Regions from separate parts of the Homo sapiens genome. Here region 2 is linked to region 1. A link is a loop called in an ENCODE intact Hi-C map of the cell type or tissue named here. Cell type or tissue: transverse colon. All regions are shown on one strand. Links, peaks and the distances in the headings refer to the core of each region. The heading gives the core; the rest is flanking DNA.

The links. A loop is a pair of places that touch in the nucleus more often than their neighbours do. Peaks named below come from ENCODE experiments on the same cell type or tissue, not always from the same donor. Only the 100,000 strongest peaks of a DNase experiment are listed, where the experiment ranks them.
Region 2: it touches region 1 in a loop (5-fold over the local background); 106 of 110 quality-filtered maps call a loop at or near these places.

Annotation. Positions count from the first base shown.
Region 1 is chr12:110,514,676-110,521,179 of GRCh38, reverse strand. RAD9B (RAD9 checkpoint clamp component B) reads right to left here. Exons shown (of 11, transcript NM_001286535.2): 6 at 6,024-6,130; 7 at 2,398-2,504; 8 at 2,242-2,306; 9 at 1,264-1,386. Among named protein-coding and RNA genes, the nearest start is that of RAD9B, 16 kb to the right of the region's middle. RefSeq lists a silencer at 5,648-5,891. In transverse colon, for the core only: no CTCF peak of the experiment used is centred there; no DNase peak of the experiment used is centred there.
Region 2 is chr12:110,587,766-110,594,269 of GRCh38, reverse strand. No RefSeq gene overlaps it. Among named protein-coding and RNA genes, the nearest start is that of PPTC7, 7.7 kb to the right of the region's middle. RefSeq lists enhancers at 3,253-3,302, 3,323-3,372. In transverse colon, for the core only: no CTCF peak of the experiment used is centred there; a DNase peak (open chromatin) is centred at 2,545; H3K27ac peaks cover 2,666 bases.

The DNA.
Region 1 (6,504 bases), core at 698-5,697:
GTCTCAAAAAATTTTTTTAAAAAATTTGAAAATACAAGTATACACAAAATTAAGTCTGAAAGAAAATGCAGTGAGCCAGAATGTTACAGTGGCTATCTCTGGGTGATGCAATTATGAGTAAGTTTTATTTTCTTCTTTGTACTTTTCTCTATTTTCCAAATTTCCTGAAATAACTTTTACAATAAAGCATCATTCTTCCCCCAAAAGAAAAGAAATTAAGAAAGAAAAAAAAGCCAGGCGCAGTGGCTCATGCTTGTAATCCCAGCGCTTTGGGAGGCTGAGGCGGGCAGATCACAAGGTCAGGAGTTCGAGACCAGCCTGACCAACATAGTGAAACCCCGTCTCTACTAAAAACACAAAAATTAGCCAGGCGTGTTAGTGCACACATGTCATCCCAGCGACTAGGGAGGCTGAGGCAGGAGAATTGCTTGAACCCAGGGGGTGGAGGTTTTAGTGAGCTGAGATCATGCCACTGCACTCCAGCCTGGGCAACAGAGTGAGATTCTGTCTCAAAAAAACAAAAAAAAAACAACAAAAAAAAAAAAAAAAAAGAAAGCAAGAAAGCAATGGCTATCCCTATATCTGAGCAAAAGTTCTAGGAAGTGAATATAGACTTTCCTGTGAAAACACTATATTACCCCTAAAAAAAAACAAAAAAAAAAACTAAAGGCCCGATGTGGTGACTCACACCTGTAATCCCAGCACTTTGGGAGGCTGAGGCAGGTGGATGGCTTCAGCCCAGAAGTTTGAGACCAGCCTGGGCAACATGGTGAAACCCTGTCTCTACAAAAAAAAATACAAAAAATTAGCTGGGTGTGGTGGCACATGCCTATAGTCCCAGCTACTTGGGAGGCTGAGGTGGGAGGACCACTTGAGCCAGGGAAATGGAGGCTGCAGTGACTTGAGATTGCGCCAGAGCACTCAAGCCTGGGCAATGGGAGTGAGACCTTGTCTAAAACAATAACAACAACAACAACAACAACAAAAACTAAAAATTGGAATTGAGTTCTGGGAAACAACACAGATAAACCAGACAGTCTTGTTCAATTCTGGTCAGAACAGAAAAAGCAAATATCTGACACGAGATTGGTGATGTTTCTATGCTACAGGTAAGTTTCACTACAGCTCTTCTGTATTCAGTCAAAATTTGTTAACTAATATTTCACTCCTCAATTGTTTCCTAAGTGAATGCAAGTGAATTATTTCAAAATAAGATTATGATGGCTTGTCCCAAGTAATAAAGAAGTTAAAACACAGTCTTACCTTTTTCGTTTCTGTGAAAGACACAGTGACTGTGGTGAAGATGCTCTACTTTGTTCATCAGCTAATGTGGCCAAAATAAAGTTAGCTTCCACTAACATATCATCAATACTCAAAGCCAGAGGTCTAAAAAAGCCAAGTCAGAGCAACAGTGACACTCATTTTCTGATGGACATTAGAAACACATTAGAAATGATACTTAATTCTGGACTAAAAAGAAACAGGGGAGGCCAAGGCGGGTGGATCATCTGAGGTTGCGAGTTTGAGACCAGCCTGACCAACATGAAGAAACCCCGTCTCTACTAAAAATACAAAAAAAAAATTAGCCGGGCATGATGGTGCATGCCTGTAATCCCAGCTACTCAAGAGGCTAAGGCAGAAGAATCACTTGAACCTGGGAGGCGGAGGTTGCAGTGAGCTGAGATTGCACCATTGCACTCCAGCCTGGGCAACAAAAGCAAAACTCCATCTCAACAACAACAACAACAACAACAACAACAACAACAACAAACAGTAGGCCGGGTGCTATGGCTCACGCCTGTAATCCCAGCACTTTGGGAGGCCGAGGCTGGTGGATCTCTTGAAATCAGGAGTTCAAGGCCAGCCTGGCCAACATGGTGAAACCCCGTCTCTACCAAAAATACAAAAATTAGCCAGGCATGGTGGTAGACGCCCGTAATCCCAGCTACTTGGGAGGCTGAGGCAGTAGAATTGCTTGAACCCGGGAGGCAGAGCCTGCAGTAAGCCGAGATCATGCCACTGCACTCCAGCCTGGGCGACAGAGTGAGACTCCGTCTGAAAAAAGAAAAAAGAAAATTTTAAATGCCATGTTTTAGCATCTTTCAAAATTTTAGTTTGATAAGTATTAATAGTAAAGTTTAGGTATTCCTGAGGTGTTAATTAATTTCAAAGTGATCCAAAAGGTTTTGTTATTGATATAAAACAAAAGAAACAAGCTCAGAAAAATTCTCAAGGACCTACTTCCCAGGGAAATCAAAATAAATGGATATAGGAGCATGTGTAGCTTCTGAAAATGTCAGTATTCCCTGAAAAAAGAAAAGAAGAAAAAAACTTAAAATCCTTATAAAAACTTACAGTGAAAATTTGAATTTTAAATTGATACAAATCTTTATTTACCTTCAATTCTTTGAAACAAAATGTTATCTCAGTGTCCATTCCAATTTGAAAGAAGTCAAACTCATCTGAGCCAACAAACATCTCACTGTGTACAGCATTGCTCAAATCTGTTTAATATTATGGGAAAATAAAGAATAAAATTAGTTCCAGAGATGAATTTAGAGGAAAAAAGAATTTTTCTGGTCTCCCAAATCCCATCCCATTTCCTCCTGCCCTACGTACCCTAACTTCCCCACCTGATATCTGCATGCTATTTTTAAATGCCTTTGTTCAAAAGAGAAATTTAATATTTTACATTTCTCTTAAACTACCCAATGATTCAGGGTCTATAAGTCCATTTCACATAAATTAAACTGTTTATGTTTAAATACCAGATTTCTTATCTAAGTTAATTAATAAATTTTTTGTTTTCTTCTTTTTGAGAGAGGGTCTTACTGTGTTGCCCAGGCTGGAGTGCAGTGGCATGATCACAGCTCACTGCAGCCTTGACCTCCTGGGCTCAAGTGATCCTCTGCCTCAGTCTTCTGAATAGCCGGGACTACAGGCATCTGCCACTTACATGCACATTTTTAACTTTTTTTTTTTTTCTTTTGAGACGGAGTCTCACTCTGTTGCCCAGGCTGGAGTGCAGTGGCACAATCTCGGCTCACTGCAAGCTGTGCCTCCCGGGTTCACGCCATTCTCTTGCCTCAGCCTCCCGAGTTGCTGGGACTACAGGCGCCCACCACCACACTCGGCTAATTTTTTGTATTTCTTTTAGTAGAGATGGGGTTTCACTGTGTTAGCCAGGATGGTCTCGATCTCCTGACCTCGTGATCCACCCGCCTCAGCCTCCCAAAGTACTGGGATTACAGGCGTGAGCCACTGCGCCTGGCCATATTTTTAAATGAAAGTACAATCTTACCCTACATACCATTTCATAATCTACCCAATAATATATCAATATATCTTGGCTATTTTTCCATGTCAATAAGCACATTTTTATAATTATTTGTGTGTGTGTGTGTGTGTGTGTGTGTGTGTGTGTGTGTCAATGTTTTGTGTTTTCCACTACAAAATTGCTTCATTAAACCTCTCTGATACATACCCTCAGAGAGAGAGGAATGTATTTATACATACACATATAACATTACTTTAATGTTTTTATTATTTTTTTTTTGAGATGGAGTCTCATTCTGTTGCCCAAGCTGGAGTCCAGTGGTGTGATCTCGACTCAGTGCAAGGTCCACCTGCCAGATTCTAGCGATTCTCCTGCCTCAGCCCCCTGAGTAACTGGGACTATAGGCACACACCACCACGTCCAGCTAATTTTGTATTTTTAGTAGAGAAAGGGTTTCACCATGTTGGCCAGGCTGGTCTCAAACCCCTGACCTCAGGTGATCAGCCCTCCTCGGCCTCCCAAAGTTCTGGGATTACAGGCATGAGCCACCACGCCCGGCCCATTAATTTTTTTTGAGACTGGGTCTCACTCTGTTGCCCAGGCTGTAATACAGTGGCATGATCATAGCTCACCTGCAACCTTGAAATCTTGAGCTCAAGTGATCCCCTTGCCTCAGCTGCTGCAGCATAGACTACAGGTGCATGCCACCATACCTGGCTAATTTTTTATTTTTGTAGAGATGGGATCTTGCTGTGTTGGCCAGGCTGGTCTGAACTCCTGGCCTCAAGCAATCCTGCCTCAGCCTCCCAAAGCACTAGGATTACAGGGGTGAGCCATTGTACCTGGCCAATGTTACTTTTAATAGTTTCATAGTATTTCATTATCTTCACTCAATCTCCTGTTGTGAGATCTAAAGTATAGAAGGAGATATACCCAACTATTAAAAGTGCTTATCTCTGTATAGTGGGATATCAGGTGACTTAAAAAATTTTTTTTGTATTTTTAATTTTCTTCAATGAATATCAATTATATAAGTAGTAAGAACAAAGATTGAGTGATATATATATACATATTTATTATTATTATTATTTTAGACAGAGTCTTGCTCTGTCGCCAGGCTGGAGTGCCGTGGCGTGATCTTGGCTCACTGCAACCACCGCCTCCCAGGTTCAAGTGATTAATCCCCTGTCTCAGCCTCCCAAGTAGCTGGGACTATAGGTGCACACCACCACGCCCCACTAATTTTTTGTATTTTAATAGAGACGGGGTTTCACCATGTTGGCCAGGATGGTCTCGATCTTCTGACCTCATGATCCGCCTGCCTCAGCCTCCCAAAGTGCTGGGATTACAGGCGTGAGCCACCGCACCCGGCCAAATGATATATTTTTTAAAGGATCAAACAATGTCTTAAATATACATTCATCTCCAACAAGAAGGCTCATGTCACTCCTAATATACTAGCATAGAAGAAGTTTAATAATAAGATTAAACAACTAGATTGCCAGTCAACTATAACTTCATTAGAAAGCTACTCACAAGGGACAGTTTCTCCTGGCTACTAAATGGCCATCTTTATTCAGAGATGGCATGATGGTACATAAAACAGACCCTTTCACTAGGCAATTTGTGACACCAGGCAAGCCACAGTTTCTCTGTGCTTCAATTTTTTTTTTTTTGAGACAAGATCTTGCTGTCTTGCCTGGGCTGGAGTGCAGTGGCACAATCATGGCTCACTGCAGTCTCAAACTTACGGGCTCAAGCAATCCTTCCACCTTAGCCTACCAAGTAGCTGACACTACAGGTGTGCACCACCATGCCTGGCTATTTTTCTTATGTTTTGTAAAGATGAGGTGTCACTATGTTGCCAAGGCTGGTAACTCCCCTCAAGTGATCCTTCTGCCTCAGCCTCCCAAAGTGTCCAACTGCTTCATATGTGCTTTATATGTGCTTTCAATTTCTTCATATGTAAAATGGGGATAATAATAGTACCTACATACATCTTAGAGTTGTTATGAAGATCAAATGACTTCATAAATGCAAACTATTTAGAACAGAACCTGGCACAAACACTACAAAAGTCATGTGACCCAACTTAAGCCCTGGTTTTTCACTTTAAAATAATAGTTCTTTCCTTTGTATCCTCTCCTTACTGCTGTCACCAAAAACATATTATCTAAGGTCAAAGAGTCTCAAACAGCTTGTTGTGCCAAAAGACCGTAGCAAATTTTCTTTTTTCTTTTATTTGAGACAGAGTCTCTGTCGCCCAGGCAATGGAGTGCAATGGTGCAATCTTGGCTCATTGCAACCTCCACCTCCCGGGTTCAAGCGATTCTCCTGCCTCAGCCTCCTGAGTAGCTGGGATTACAGGCCTGAGCCACCACACCCAGCTAATTTTTTTATTTTTAGTAGAGATGGGTTTTCGCCATGTTGGCCAGGCTGGTCTCGAACTCCCGACCTCAGGTAATCCACCTGCCTCAGCCTCCCAAAATGCTGGGATTACAGGCGTGAGCCACAGCACCTGGCCCCATTCTCCTAGTTTTAAAACACCCTGAATTTCAAAGCCAAATATTTTAATTGCTGATTGTGTTAAACTTGTTGGATCTCTTAAAGCTTTTTCCAACCTTTCTACATCTTACTGCTTTTTAGACAGGAATAAAATTATGTCACTAATATTTGCAGTATGGTTAGTAATCGAGAGACAGGAAGTAATAACCCATCAAAACACCATTTCAGATACAATCTTTACCCATTGATTCCTCATTAGAACTCTTGAGGCAAAAATTCAGTGGAGTAACAGCAAGAGTAACTTCCTCTTGACTTGATGTAAAAAGAACAATGGCATCAGCAAGCAATCTATAAAATGTAAAGAACAGTATTAACATTATTTGAAAAACAAACAGAAAGACATACCTTATTAACTGGGACTCAAATCTCTAATCTGGAAATAAATAATTACTTGGCCTGGGTTTAGAAAAATTTACCCAAACTCCTACCTTCTTTCTTATACATAGCTGCTATATTTTCAGCATATTTTAAAATTATAACTTCATTTGAAGGCCAAGAGAATAGCAAAATATATCCTTAGTAAAACACATGAACGCTGCAGTACAAACAAAATTCCAGAATAAAATATCTTTAATTATATGTTTTTGTATGCCCAGTTACTTATGCCCTAGATCATACTGTAAAGGGAGATACTGGAAAGTGAAGCTGTTCAAAAACAACTC
Region 2 (6,504 bases), core at 658-5,657, 73 kb before region 1:
TAGCCAGGTGTGTAACACGGTGAAACCCATCTCTACTAAAAATAGAAAAAATTAGCTGGGCTTGGTGGCAGGTGCCTGTAGTCCCAGCTACTCAGGAGGCTGAAGCAGGAGAATGGCGTGAATCCGGGAGGCAGAGCTTGCAGAGAGCCGAGATCGCACCCCTGCGCTCCAGCCTGGGTGACAGAGTGAGACTCCATCTCAAAAAAAAAGAAAGTTAGCTAGGTGTGTTGGCACACACCTGTAGTTCCTGTACTCAGGAGGCTGAGGTGGCAGGATCACTTGAGCTTGGGAGGTAGAGGCTACAGTGAGCCGAGACTGCACCACTGCACTCCAGCCTGGGTGACAGAGTAAAACACTGTCTCAAAATATATGTATATTATTTTTTCCCGTAATTTGTAATATTACTGCAACTTCCTTTCAAGTTGTTGTATATTTGTGGGTCTCTTCTCTTAATATCTACCTAGCGGGCTGGGCGCGGTGGCTCACGCCTGTAATCCCAGCACTTCGGGAGGCTGAAGCAGGTGGATCACCTGAGACCAGCCTGACCAACATGGAGAAACCCCGTCTGTACTAAAAATCCTAAATTAGCTGGGTGTGGTGGTGCATACCTGTAATCCCAGCTACTCGGGAGGCTGAGGCAGGAGAATTGCTTGAACCCGGGAGGCGGAGGTTGTGGTGAGCCGAGATCGTGTCATTGCACTCCAGCCTGGGCAACAAGAGTGAAACTCCATCTCAAAAAAAAAAAAAAAAAAAAATATATATATATATATATATACATATATGTATATATATATATATATATATCCCCCTAGTTAAGCCTTCAAAAATTCACTTCTCTTCCACATCTGTTTGGCTTGTCTACTAAGATCACAGTTCTAGCTCTTTATAAAAGATCCCTGTAATCCCAGCACTTTGGGAGACTGAGGTGGGAGGATTGCTTGAGCCCAGGAGTTTGAGGCTGCAGTGAGCTATGATCGGGCCACTGCACTCCAGCCTGGGTGATAGAGCAAGATCATGTTTTTTTTAAAAAAAAATCCCACCCTCCTCCAGTTTAGTCAGCAGATCTTCCTTTATTTGTCTTTCACTCTTCTGCTGGTTCTGTTCTGGTAGCACAACAGAAGCATATTTTTTTTATATTTATTTATTTATTTATTTATTTATTTATTTATTTAGAGACGGAGTCTCACTTTGTTGCCCAGGCCAGGCTGGCTGAATCTCAGCTCACTGCAACCTCCACCTCCTGGGTTCAAGGGATTCTCCTGCCTCAGCCTCGCAAGTAGCTGGGATTACAGGCATGCGCCACCACCACACCCAGCTAATGTTTGTATTTTTAGTGGAGATGGGGTTTCACCATGTTGGCCAGGCTGGTCTCAAACACCCGATCTCAGATGATCCACCAACCTTGGCCTCCCATAGTGCTGGGATTACAGACATGAGCCACCATGCCCAGCCCAGAAGCATATTTTAAAACACAACCCAGGCTAGGTGCGGTGGCTAATGCCTGTAATCCCAGCACTTTCAGCAGCGGAGGCATGGTGAAACCCTGTCTCTACTAAAAATTTTTAAAAATTGGCTGGGTGTGGTGGCACATGCCTGTAACCCCAGCTACTCGGGAGGCTGAAGCATGAGAATCGCTTGAGCCCAGGAGGCGGAGGCTGCAGTGAGCCAAGATTGCACCACTGCACTTCAGCCTGGGTGACAGAGTGAGACTCCATCTCAAAAAAAAAAAAAAACCACACACAACCCAGGCTGGCCACGGTGGCTCACACCTGTAATCCCAGCACTTTGGGAGGCTGAGGCAGGCGGACTGCTTGAGCTCAGGAGTTCAAGACCAGCCTGGCCAACATGGTAAAACCCTGTCTCTACAAAAAATAAAAAAAAATCCAAGTGTTGGTGGCTCACGCCTGTAGTCCCAGCTACTTGCCAAGCTGAGGCGGGAGGATTGCTTGAACCTGGGAGGTGGAAGTTGCAGTGAGCCAAGATCGCACCGTGCACTCCATGCACTCCAGCCTGGGCAACAGAGTAAGACCCTGGCTCAAAAAAAAAAAACCCACAAAAAAACAAAACCAAACAACCCAGGTCCAGGTCCTCCTTGATTTCTCAAGCAAACCTGTTTCTCAGAAACAAAAGTTTCAAGGCATAAGCCTCACTGTTTTCTTATCTTATGGGTCTTCATTCAATTTATCTACCTCCACCCGCAAAGAAGCATATCTCCTATACAATAAGGGCCCTGTTCTTTTCATTTGTTTTCACTAATAAAATATACCCCCATTCTATGGGTAAAGCCAGAGTCTGAGCTCTCCAAATGCTAAACCGTGATCAAAGTTCATGCAATTCACAAATCAAAGTCAACTTGCCCAGCCGCAAGTGTTGCTTAAAGAGGTATTACAAAAAGCAAAAATCTACCCGCCGGAGTCTACAGGTTGGTAAACTAAAGTTCTGCCCTTTTGAAGGTAAGCCTGCTCTGGGACAGAAAGACTTTTCCCCCAATAATCGAATCCCTGTCCCGCCTGCCTGCTGAGGTCAAGGCTGTACTCACATGAGTTAGGTCAAGGCCTGCCCTAGAGGCCCTTGTACTCAGGCTCCAGCCAGTTAAAATCCTGTGGAACCACTGTAACTGTCACAAACTACCCAGGTCAGGAACACACTTGACCCGTAATTACCTTTAAGCCTGGAGCCCTGACAACACCAGAAATTTGATCTCCACAGGACTGCCTCTCAAAGTTTTCTAAAGAAAATATGTAAATTAACATGTTGGGGTTTCATGGGGCTGATAATTAATTGCACCCTCCTTAGCCTTTCCAAATTCCAAATCCACTGAGAAAAAGATATATGAATCAGGAAACTAGAGCTCTAGAGTTTGTTTTCTGGATAAGGCTGATTGGAGAATGTGGCTTTAGTGGTGCATGCAATTTCCCTCTGGATTAAACTAATTTACCCAGCCACAGGCTGGGTTACTGCAAATGTCTTTCACAGGGACAGGCTCCTCATGGTGAAGGAGGAAAACAGCAGTGTCTAAAGGTCAGGCCATAGCAAAAAGAAAAAAAGAGAAAGGGACCAGGCAACAAACTCAGCATCTTCTCCCAAACCCACTATTAGGCAAATCACTCCTCACTCATGGAGGTACCAGAGAAAGGGATGAGTTTTCCTTCAGTAGCTTCTCTATTGAAAAGCGGAAGTTCCCTCTCTGCTTATATAAGTAAGTAGAGGATAAGTTCCCTTCAAACAGTTGCTTTTGGTTTCGGGATTTGTTTTTGATTTAGTAACTGTAGTCATGGTACTTGGATCACGTGATGTGTTTGTTAGAATTCACTGCATTACAAGGCAAAATCAAAGTGGCTAAAGCAACATAGGGAACTCATATTAGTTCAGAGACTGATCCTCCCTCAGGCAAAGCTGGATTCAGGGTTTGATTGACATTTACCAGGCCTCTGTTTCTTACCATCTCTAGGCTCTGCTTCTCTCTGTATTGACTTCATTCTCAGGCTGGTTCTTCCCAAGTATCAGCAAAAATGGCCATCAGACCGGGTACGGTGGCTCACACCTGTAATCTCAGAACTTCGGGAGGTTGAGATGGGCAGATCACTTGAGTTCAGGAGTTCAAGACCAGCCTGGCCAACATGGTAAAACCCCATCTTTACTAAAAATACAAATATTAGCCAGGCGTGGTGGCAGCTGCCTGTAATCCCAGCTACTTGGGAGACTGAGGCAGGAGAACTGCTTGAACCCGAGAGGCGAGGTTGCAGTGAGCCAAGATCGCACTAATGCACTCCTGCCTGGGCAACAGAGCAAGACTCCATCTCAACAATAACAACAACAACAAAAGAAAAGAAAAAAATGGCCATCAGCAGCTCCAAGCTTGCATTCTACCAGCTTAGAAACAAACCTTGGTGATAATTTCTCCTTCCTAACACTTTCAGCAAAATCCCATAATGAAGTTTCCTTGGTCTGGCTTGGGTCATGTGCCTTCTCTCTGGACCAACCACTGCTAGCAACAGAATATAATGCTGTGATTGGCCAGACCTAGGCCACATGTTCATCCTTGGAGCCCTGGTCCAGTTCCACATAAACTGCATGAACCTAGGGGGTGTTGGATTGTTCCTCCAAGGAAAATCAAAATACAATAATCAGAGAAGCAGGAGAATGGATTCTAGGGGGGAAAAACATGACCATCACACATGACGCAAAGCAAGATGAGTTAAAGGGAAAGAACAGCCAAAGGTTAGTGACTTCGAAAGGGCTTTGCAGTGAAGGCATTAAGTGTCTCAGGGACACTTCTCCAGTTCAGCCCAGCTCTGCCTAGCGAGTTGAATATATTACTCAACGCTTTCTTCAGCTTGTTGCTTGTTACATGTGATTTCCCAGGTTCTTGTATTCAACAGCATTCACTTGTTAGGTTATTTATTTAGCACCTATTATATGCCAGACATTATTTTGGACACCATATAAAGTCTTTTTTTTTTTTCTTTTTTATACAAGGCCTCACTCTGTTGCCCAGCCTGGAGTACACTGGTATGATCACAGCTCATGGCAACTTCCACCTCCCCTGGCTCAGGTGATTCTCCCATCTCAGCCTCTTGAGTAGGACTACAGGTGTATGCCACCACACCTGGCCAGTTTTTGGGTTTTTTTTTTTTTCTTTGTACAGACAGGGTCTCATTATATTGTCCAGGCTGGTCTTGAACTCCTGGCCTCAAGTGATCCTCCTGCCTCCGCCTCCCAAAATACTGGGATTACAGGCGTGAGCCACTGCATCTGGCCTAAAGTCATGAATAAAACAGACAAAATTTCCTGCTCTCGTGGCATTTATCATTTAGTCAGGGAGGAGACAAACATTCAACAAAATAAATAAGCACTATGTGTTATGAAGAAAAATGCAGATGGCACTATTGGGTGATTTAAATAGGTGATCAGGCCAGGCACGGAGGCTCATGCCTGTAAATCCAGCACTTTGGGAGGCCGAGGCAGGTAGAACACGAGGTCAGGAGGTCGAGACCATCCTGGCCAACATGGTGAAACCCCATCTCTACTAAAATACAAAAAAAAAATTTGCTGGGCGTGGTGGCATGTGCCTGTAGTCCCAGCTACTCAGGAGGCTGAGGCAGGGGAATCACCTGAACGCAGGAGGTGGAGGTTGCAGTGAACCGAGATCACGCCATTGCACTCCAGCCTGGCCACAGAGCAAGACTCTGTCTCAAAAAAAAAAAAAAAAAGTGATCAGAGAAGAGGATGCAGGCCAGGTGTGTGGTGGCTCACACCTGTAATCCCAGCACTTTGGGAGGCTGAGGTGGGCAGATCACTTGAGGCCAGGAGTTTGAGATCAGCCTGGCCAACATGGGAAAACCCTGTCTGTACTAAAAACACAAAAATTAGCCAGGCATGGTGGCACACGCCTGTAGTCTCAACTACTCAGGAGGCTGAGGCAGGAGAATCACTTGAACTCGGGAGGTGGAGGTTGCAGTGAGCTGAGATCGCATGACTGCACTCCAGCCTGGGCAACAATGTGAGACTCTGTCTCAAAAAAAAAAAAGAGAAGAGGATGCGGATGCAGGCAAAACACATGGTACATGCTTAACCCATGGGCTCCATTGCTCTTATTCTTGTTATTATCATTACCACTATTATTATTTGGCATATTAAAGGCATTTGGTGACCCCTTGCTGTCTCCAGCATTAAGTAGCCTCAGCTTAGCATATAAGACCCCCTGCATTAGGTCCTAAATTCTTCTTATTATTTTTTTGAGACAGAGTCTCACTCTGTCGCCCAGGCTGGAGTGCAGTGGCATGAACTTAGCTCACTGCAACCTCCGCCTCCTGGGTTCAAGTGATTCTCCTGCCTCAGCCTCCCGAGTAGCTGAGATTACAGGCGCCCACCACTACACCTGGCTAATTTTTATATTTTAGTAGAGACAGGGTTTCACCATATTAGCCAGGTTGGTCTCGAAATCCTGACCTCAGGTAATCCGCTCACCTCGGCCTCTCAAAGTGCTGGAATTACAGGCATGAGCCACCATGCCTGGCACTAAATTATTTTTTAATTGAGATATAAATCACATAATATTCATCCCCCCACCCCGTTTTTTGAGACAGGGTCTCACTTGTGCTGCCTAAGCTGAAGTGCAGTGGCACGATCACAGTTCACTGCAGTCTTGACCTCCCATGCTCAAGCAATCCTCCCACCTCAGCCTCTCAAGTAGCTGGGACTGTAGATGTGCACCAGTATACTCAGCCAAATTTTTTTTTTAGATGGAATCTCGCTTTGTCGCCAGGCTGGAGTGCCGTGGCGCAATCTTGGCTCACTGCAACCTCTGATTCCCTGGTTCAAGTGATTCTCCTGCCTCAGCCTCCCTAGTAGCTGGGATTACAGGCACGGGCCACCATGCTTAGCTAATTTTTTCTGTATTTTTTAGTAGAGACGGGTTTTCACCATGTTGGCCAGGATGGTCTCGATCTCCTGATCTCGTGATCTGCCCGCCTCAGCCTCCCAAAGTGCTGGGATTACAGG